2 separate regions of the Homo sapiens genome follow, and region 1 is linked to region 2. A link is a contact called in ENCODE Hi-C or POLR2A ChIA-PET data. All regions are on one chromosome and are shown on one strand. Each heading gives the region's core, a stretch centred on a gene start or an enhancer-like site at or near the end of the contact. The rest is flanking DNA. Distances are from core to core; before and after follow the strand shown. Region 1 has its middle 22 kb from the start of BCAS1-AS1. Region 2 overlaps ZNF217 (zinc finger protein 217).

Region 1 (3,399 bases), core at 504-3,003, 310 kb after region 2:
GAGTAGGCATCATCATCCCTATTATAGATGGGGAAACCGAGGCCTGGGCAGTATAAATAATGAGCCCAAGGTTACTCGGCTTTTAGATGGCAGATTCAAGATTGGAACTATAGCTTGCCTGACTTTAACGACTTCCGTCCTGACAGCAAATGACTAAATAGCAAACCTCTACCCTGTCTCCAAGTCAAGCTTCCTCTGAGCAGAGATTTTAGATGAGGAATAGAGATGATGTCTGTCCAATGCTTAGTGCAAAAGAGAACCCAAGACATGGAAGTTTAGTTAGGTAGCTTAAAAACAATATTATTGGCCTGGCGCAGTGGCTCATGCCTGTAATCCCAGCACTTTGGCAGGCTGAGGTGGGCAGATCACCTAAGGTCAGTAGTTCAAGACCAGCCTGGCCAACATGGTGAAATCTCATCTCTACTAAAAATACAAAAATTAGCTGGGTATGGTGGTGGGTACCTGTAATCCCAGCTACTTGGGAGGCTGAGGCAGGAGAATCACTTGAACCCAGGAGGCAGAGGTTGCAGTGAGCTGTGATTGTGCCACTGCACTCCAGCCTGGGTGACAGGGCAAGACTCTGTCTCAAAAAAATAAAAAATAAAAATAATATTGTTGCCTCTATCTCCCCTTTCCCTTTCCCCTTCTCTTTCCCTCCCCTCCCCTCCCCTCCCCTCCCCTCCCTTCCCCTCCCTTCTCCTCCCCCTCCCTTCCCCTCCCTTCTCCTCCCCCTCCCTTCCCCTCCCCTCTCCCTTCCCCTCCCCTCCCCTCCTCTCCCTGGCATCTTTTAAAGTGGGTGACAATGGGGTAAGGGTTTAGATCTAGGCTCTAAGTTTAGGCTACCCAGGTTCAACTTCTAATATTGTCACATTAGCTGCTTCCACTTGGGTCCACCTCACCCCTGTAAGCCTCAAGTTCCTCCTCATTTGTAAAAATCGTAGTGTGATACTATCTGCCTTGCCAAGTGCTGGGTGGATTAGAAACAATCATGCATGCATAGCACACGGTAAACGATCACTATTAAGCCACTCCCACATGTCCATTATTGAAGCAGGTGGTGTGAACAAGAGAGGCATGTATGGTCTTTGTTCACAAGCATCTCTCCCTCTCTCCCTCAGCCTTTCTTTCTCTGTCTTTTACACACACACACACACACACACACACACACACACACACACCAGTTAATGACATCAAGGGGGAAGTTAGGAAAGATGAAAAATTGGAGACCAAGACGGTCATAACATGGTTCTAATTTGTGGTTAAGAAATTCATGAAGGAATAGGTCAATGTGTACCCAGAGAAAGGAAAGATTCACTTATGAAGAACGTGGGAGTGAATCACAAGACTGTCACTGTCTGCAACCCTTGAAGGGGCCCCTTGACCATCTTGCTGGGCGATTTGAATCACCAGATGTGGTCTACCACAGTGTCTCTCATGCCGCTGCTCACATATGAACTTCATGATTTTTGCCATATCTCTTGCTGCCTTGTTTAGTGTTGACTTAAGATTTTTCTTTCATTATTTGGATATTGACTACACTGACATAAAAAGGAAACTTTATGTCACTATGGTAAATGGGAGGCTGATTTTCTTGCCACAGATAGAAACTGTGAAAAAAATACATACCGTTTTTTTTTTTAAAGAATGCTTTTTTTAAACTTTTTTTTTAGGTTCAGGGGTACACGTGCGGGTTTGTTATATAGGTAAATTGTGTGTCATGGGGTTTTGGTGTACAGATTATTTTGCCACCCAGGTAATAAGTATAGTACGAATAGGTAGTTTTTCCATCCTCTCCCCACCCCACCCTCCACCCTTAAGTATATATGTGTTCATGAAAATACACAACTATTAAAAGTAATACAGCCAGGTGCAGTGGCTCATGCCCGTAACCCCAGCACTTTGGGAGGCCGAGGCGAGCGGATCACCTGAAGTCAGGAGTTTGAGATCAGCCTGGCCAACATGGTGAAACCTCGTCTCTACTAAAAATACCAAAATTAGCCGGGCGTGGTGGCGTGCGTCTGTAATCCCAGCTACTCGGGAGGCTGAAGCAGAAGAATTGCTTGAACCCACGAGGCAGAGGTTGCAGTGAGCCAAGATCGCATCACTGCACTCCAGCCTGGGCAACAGAGCGAGACTCCACCACAAAAAAAAAAAAAAGAAAAAAAAGTAATACATAATGTTGCCGATAGCTCTCTGAATACCCTTCTGTATCCCACCAGTGTTTGGTATAACATACTTCAGGGTGCACCACTCTTGCAGAAAAAGCTGAAAATTCTGTATCTTTAGTTATTTGATTTTTTTTTTGTTTTAGAAATGGGGTCTGGCTCTGTCACCCAGGCTGGAGTGCAATGGTGCCATCATGGCGCACTGCTGCCTGAATGTCCTGCACTCAAGCTATCTTCCTGCCTCAATCTCCCTAGTAGCTGGGACTACAAGGCGTGAGCCAACACGCTGGCTGGATTTCTGCATCTTTAGGTTCTTAATCCTTAACCTTTTTGCTTCTCAGTTTCTCATCATTAGAATGGGGCTGTTTCACTGTGCACAGTGTCTCACACCTGTAATCTCAGCACTTTGGGAAGCCAAGGCGGGAGAATCTCTTGAGGCCAGGAGTTTGAGATCAGCCTGGGCAACAAATCAAGATCTCCATCTCTACAAAAAATTTAGCCAGGCATGGTGGTGTGTGCCTGTAGTCTTAGCTATTGAGGAGGCTGAGGCAGGAAGATCACTTGAGCCCAGGAAGTTGAGACTGCAGTGAGCTGTGACCACACCACTGCACTCCAGCCTCGGCAACAGAGCAAGACCCTGTCTCAAAAAAAAAAAAAAAAAAAAGAGTGAGGATGTTTATAAAAAGAGTCATTATTATTGAGAAATGACTGAGCTGAGCATTTTGCACCCATTCGTTAATATAGCCTTCATAAAGTTTCCATAATGATGTGGTATTATTGAGGTGGTATCTATGAGGCCACCGAGGCACAAAGAGGTAGTTTTGTTCTGTCACACAGCTTGTCACTGCAAGGAGTGCGAACCCAAGACCATCTGAACATGAAGCCTTGACATCCTGCAGTCCTGCCTCTCTGTGCTAGCCACTTCATGGGGGCTGAGAGCAGCCGAATTAACTAACGATGAAGAAGATGCACTGGGGATAAAGAGGAGAGGCTACTTACTGGTGCTTGCCGTGGGCCAGAGACTCCTGGAAGTACTTTTTCTGTATCAACTCATCTCATCCTCATCATAGACGTATAATGGAAGTCTTAGTATTATTCCCATTTTACAAATAAGGATGTTGAGGTACAGAACCTTTAATTAACTTGCATCCAGTAAGTGCTGAACCTGAATTGGAACCTAAGGGGTCTGGTTCCAGAGCCTGTCCCCCAACCTGATAAAGGCATCACACAGATG
Region 2 (3,310 bases), core at 345-2,844:
AAAGTTCTTTACCTGTATGCGTTCTGAGATGAATATTGAGGTAATAATTTGAACGGAAAAACTTTCCACAATAACTACACTCTCTTGAAGATGTAAGATGTTTTATTTTTCCTCCATCATCATTTTTATCTTAAAGGAAAAACAAAAATATTTATATAAGAAGGTAGCTGAAGTACCTGAATAAGGCATGCTGACTTAAATATTCTTGACATAAACATTTTTGGAAAGCATGAAAAAATTCTTTTATATAACATCGGGTTAGAACAAAACGGCTAGACACACACCAAATGCTGTTGGAGGTTGTTTGAAGTTTTAGAGTGTTATAACATGATTTTGTTTTGTTTTTTTCTGGGTACAGCAGAGTACACTATTAAACATTCAGTTCTTCGTTTGCCTTAATCACAAGAAAGATCATTTCATAGACTGAATTGCCCGGGCAGCTTCCGGTTCTCAGTGTCTCTGAGCAGGCAGGATCTGGCAAACTGAAGGTGGACATACATACTGGCGGGAAAAATTATCTTCTTCAGAATAATTTAGAAAAATGAGCCAATTACAAACCGTCAACTTCCCAACCACCAGGGGAAAAATAAGCCGTTTAAGGTTAGGATTAAACAACTGACCACTAGAGGGCAGCAAGCACAACTTAATCTTCAACAGAAAAGAAAGTCTGGCATTGGGCAAGCACCTAGGAAAGTCTGTCAAAATTTAGCAAAGTTTTGGAAAGCAGGCTGTATTGTCCACAAACACTCATGTGGGCGAAAGAGATCTGACAAATGAAAACCTGTCCCCAAATGACAGTGTTTGGCTTTAGTTTCTGCAGGACAATAGGACAATGTGTCTCACGTGCATCAGGAGAAGTTAGAGTCCACTGGAAGGAGGACAGAACTTCAAACACACACCAGCCCTCCAAAAGACAATCAGAGGTGCTGCCGTTAAAATACCACCCCCAAAACACATGAATGTTTAAGTTTTAAATAAATGTCCCCTCACTGTAGATCATATCACTATCCACCTGTAAGACAGACACCCTTGATGATCTATATAGTGTCTAAAGAAAGAAAAAAAAATTTACTTGATCTTCTTAAGTCTTAAAAAAGCCAGGATGATAGTACAATATGATAAATCTAGACTACTAAGATAATATAAGTTTAGGAAAATCAATTCCCCAAATACAGAATGGCCAGCTTTTTTTTCTTACAATCATACCCAAACTAGCTGGGTTTATAACTGGGCGTTGTTGCAATTTCCGACTCCCAACTATGTGTCAGGATTTATGGTATGTTGCGTCATATCCAAAAAGCTATGAAATGCCTTTTCTTTAGAACAAAGGACATGACATTTCCACATCTACCTGGTTCCTGCTCTTTCAAGCATCACCTCTGACTTTACAGTTATATTTTTTAAAGGACTGTGATCTTTTTACAAATAGGCTGTTGAAATTGTCCTTGGGAGGTGGAAGACAGGGGTCAATGAACCATTTTGCAAACAGGGAAATAGTAGCAAAGAAAGGTTAAGCAACTCATAATTGGTCACAAAACAACGCAGTGGTAGAACCAGAACTCAACGCCAAGCTGGGGTGCTCCCACCCACAGCCAGGCATTCTGTCCTGCCTGATGATCTAGCCCATGTTTTCCACACCACCTACCGGTAACTGGCCTTTTCATTTCTTTCAGGGAACTGGGGCATCTCACAGGGCCCCTGCAACAGTACCGGCACTAGCAGAAACCACTTAGCTAACTGGAGTCTGTGTTTAAAGCCTCTTTTTATGATGCCATTAAGACATTAGATTTGTAGTATGCTAAGTGCTGGGTTTCCTGTGTCCCAGGAAACTCAAAAACATTCTAAAGATTTGATATACAGACTACAGTTCTCACGTCAATCACATGATCAGAAAAGGAACTGGCACTGGCTGAAGAGCAGGTGAAGGAAGAGTCCAATCAATCGTGTGGGCAAATTCATCGTGGGTCTCATACACCCAGTTTTCCGAAGAATTCAAGCACACAATCAAGTGACACTGAGAGGAGGAGGCACTTGTTTTAACCGAGGACCACTTTGACAGATGCTTCCCTAAGACCGATTCATGTTCCCATCATTCGCTTGTCAATTACGGCCTGCCCATCAGGGTCTTTTCAACTGTTTTAAGCAGCAAGATCCTCTATTCAAACAAAATACTAAACTCTGATAGGAGAAGCTCTGGCTACAGTGAGGATGGGCGCAACTCCAAACACAGGTGGAATCCTTTGCCCTAGATAACGCCCACCAGGGCTCAGGAATATTATGTGAGCATGCCTTCAGTGATCACCTTCTCTTTCTATAAATGCCACTAGTACACTGAAAATTCTGCTGAGCAAATGAGCCTTCTTAAAAATGTCTTCAGTGTGCTCACATTCCTTGTATTTTATGACAAATCATTTGGGTTCCTGAGGTACCTATAAATGGATACTAGCTTGCCAGACAGAAAGGACAAGGTTTTGGACAGCACCAAACGGCTGCCCAAATAATATTCCTGGCTCTAGTTGATCATCACTCCCAGTACCTTTTATGGCCACTAGAAATTCACTACAGAAAAAGATCAGGAACGCCAGAAAAACTTAAGTGAAGGCTAGGGTCTCTCAATGCTCAAACTATTGACATTTGGGACCAGATAATTCTTTGATGATGGGGCTGTCCTGTGCACTGTACCATGCTGAGCAGTGTCCCTGGCCTCTGCCCACTGGATGCCAGCAGGCACACCCACACACACAGTATGACAACCAAAATGCCTCCAGACATTGCCAGATACTGATTGGGAACAAAATCGCCCCAGTTAAGAAGCAGTGCATTTGGGCTGGATGCACAAGTTATTTTTTTTTTAAAGTGTGTTTTGTGAGCAAAACGATACACGTTTAAAAAATATATATATATTTTCAGAACAAGGAGACCTCTTAACTCAACCCTGTTATTACAGAAATGAGAAAATTAAGGCCCTGAGAGGTTAAATGACTTACACAGAGTGATACCAAAAAGAGCCTGGACTTGACTCTGGCTCTCCAAACCCCATTCCTGGCCAGCGTTGTCTGGAGATGGGAATAGAGAGGGGGAGACGGGGAGACAGACAGACACAGGCGGAACAGCACGGGACGGAGACAGGGCAGCTTACCCAGATGGATTCCTTCGGGAAGCCCATCCTCAGATCCGTCTTCAGAACCACCTTCCCCTCGATCCACGGCTCCATTTTCATCCAGAGGGGCGGCGAGGTCAGGAGAACACGTCCCCGGCTGCCTCCCGTCCACAGACATGGTGGGCGACTCCGCGCCGGCCCTCCGGTCCT

The links. Hi-C counts contacts between places; a loop is a spot of excess contacts on that map. ChIA-PET counts read pairs that join two places held with the same protein, here RNA polymerase II (POLR2A). Pooled maps may share reads with other maps.
Region 1: a loop to region 2 is called in a map with no recorded cell type, with 5 times the contacts of the local background. The contact joins two enhancer-like sites. A Hi-C loop is called at or near these places in 4 of 37 single-sample maps with no recorded cell type and 13 of 50 pooled maps. POLR2A ChIA-PET finds 5 or more read pairs at or near these places in 12 of 52 experiments (CD4-positive, alpha-beta memory T cell, CD8-positive, alpha-beta memory T cell, GM12878 and 7 more).

Annotation. Positions count from the first base shown.
Region 1 is chr20:53,892,083-53,895,481 of GRCh38, forward strand. No RefSeq gene overlaps it. Among named protein-coding and RNA genes, the nearest start is that of BCAS1-AS1, 22 kb to the right of the region's middle. Within about 2 kb of position 1,754, at least 7 of the 41 ENCODE cell types and tissues checked have a DNase peak (open chromatin) inside an H3K27ac peak, as active enhancers do; they include GM12878 and OCI-LY7, where a contact is called at or near this core.
Region 2 is chr20:53,578,322-53,581,631 of GRCh38, forward strand. ZNF217 (zinc finger protein 217) reads right to left here. Exons shown (of 6, transcript NM_006526.3): 2 at 3,140-3,310; 3 at 13-129. Among named protein-coding and RNA genes, the nearest start is that of ZNF217, 14 kb to the right of the region's middle. Within about 2 kb of position 1,595, at least 26 of the 41 ENCODE cell types and tissues checked have a DNase peak (open chromatin) inside an H3K27ac peak, as active enhancers do; they include GM12878 and OCI-LY7, where a contact is called at or near this core.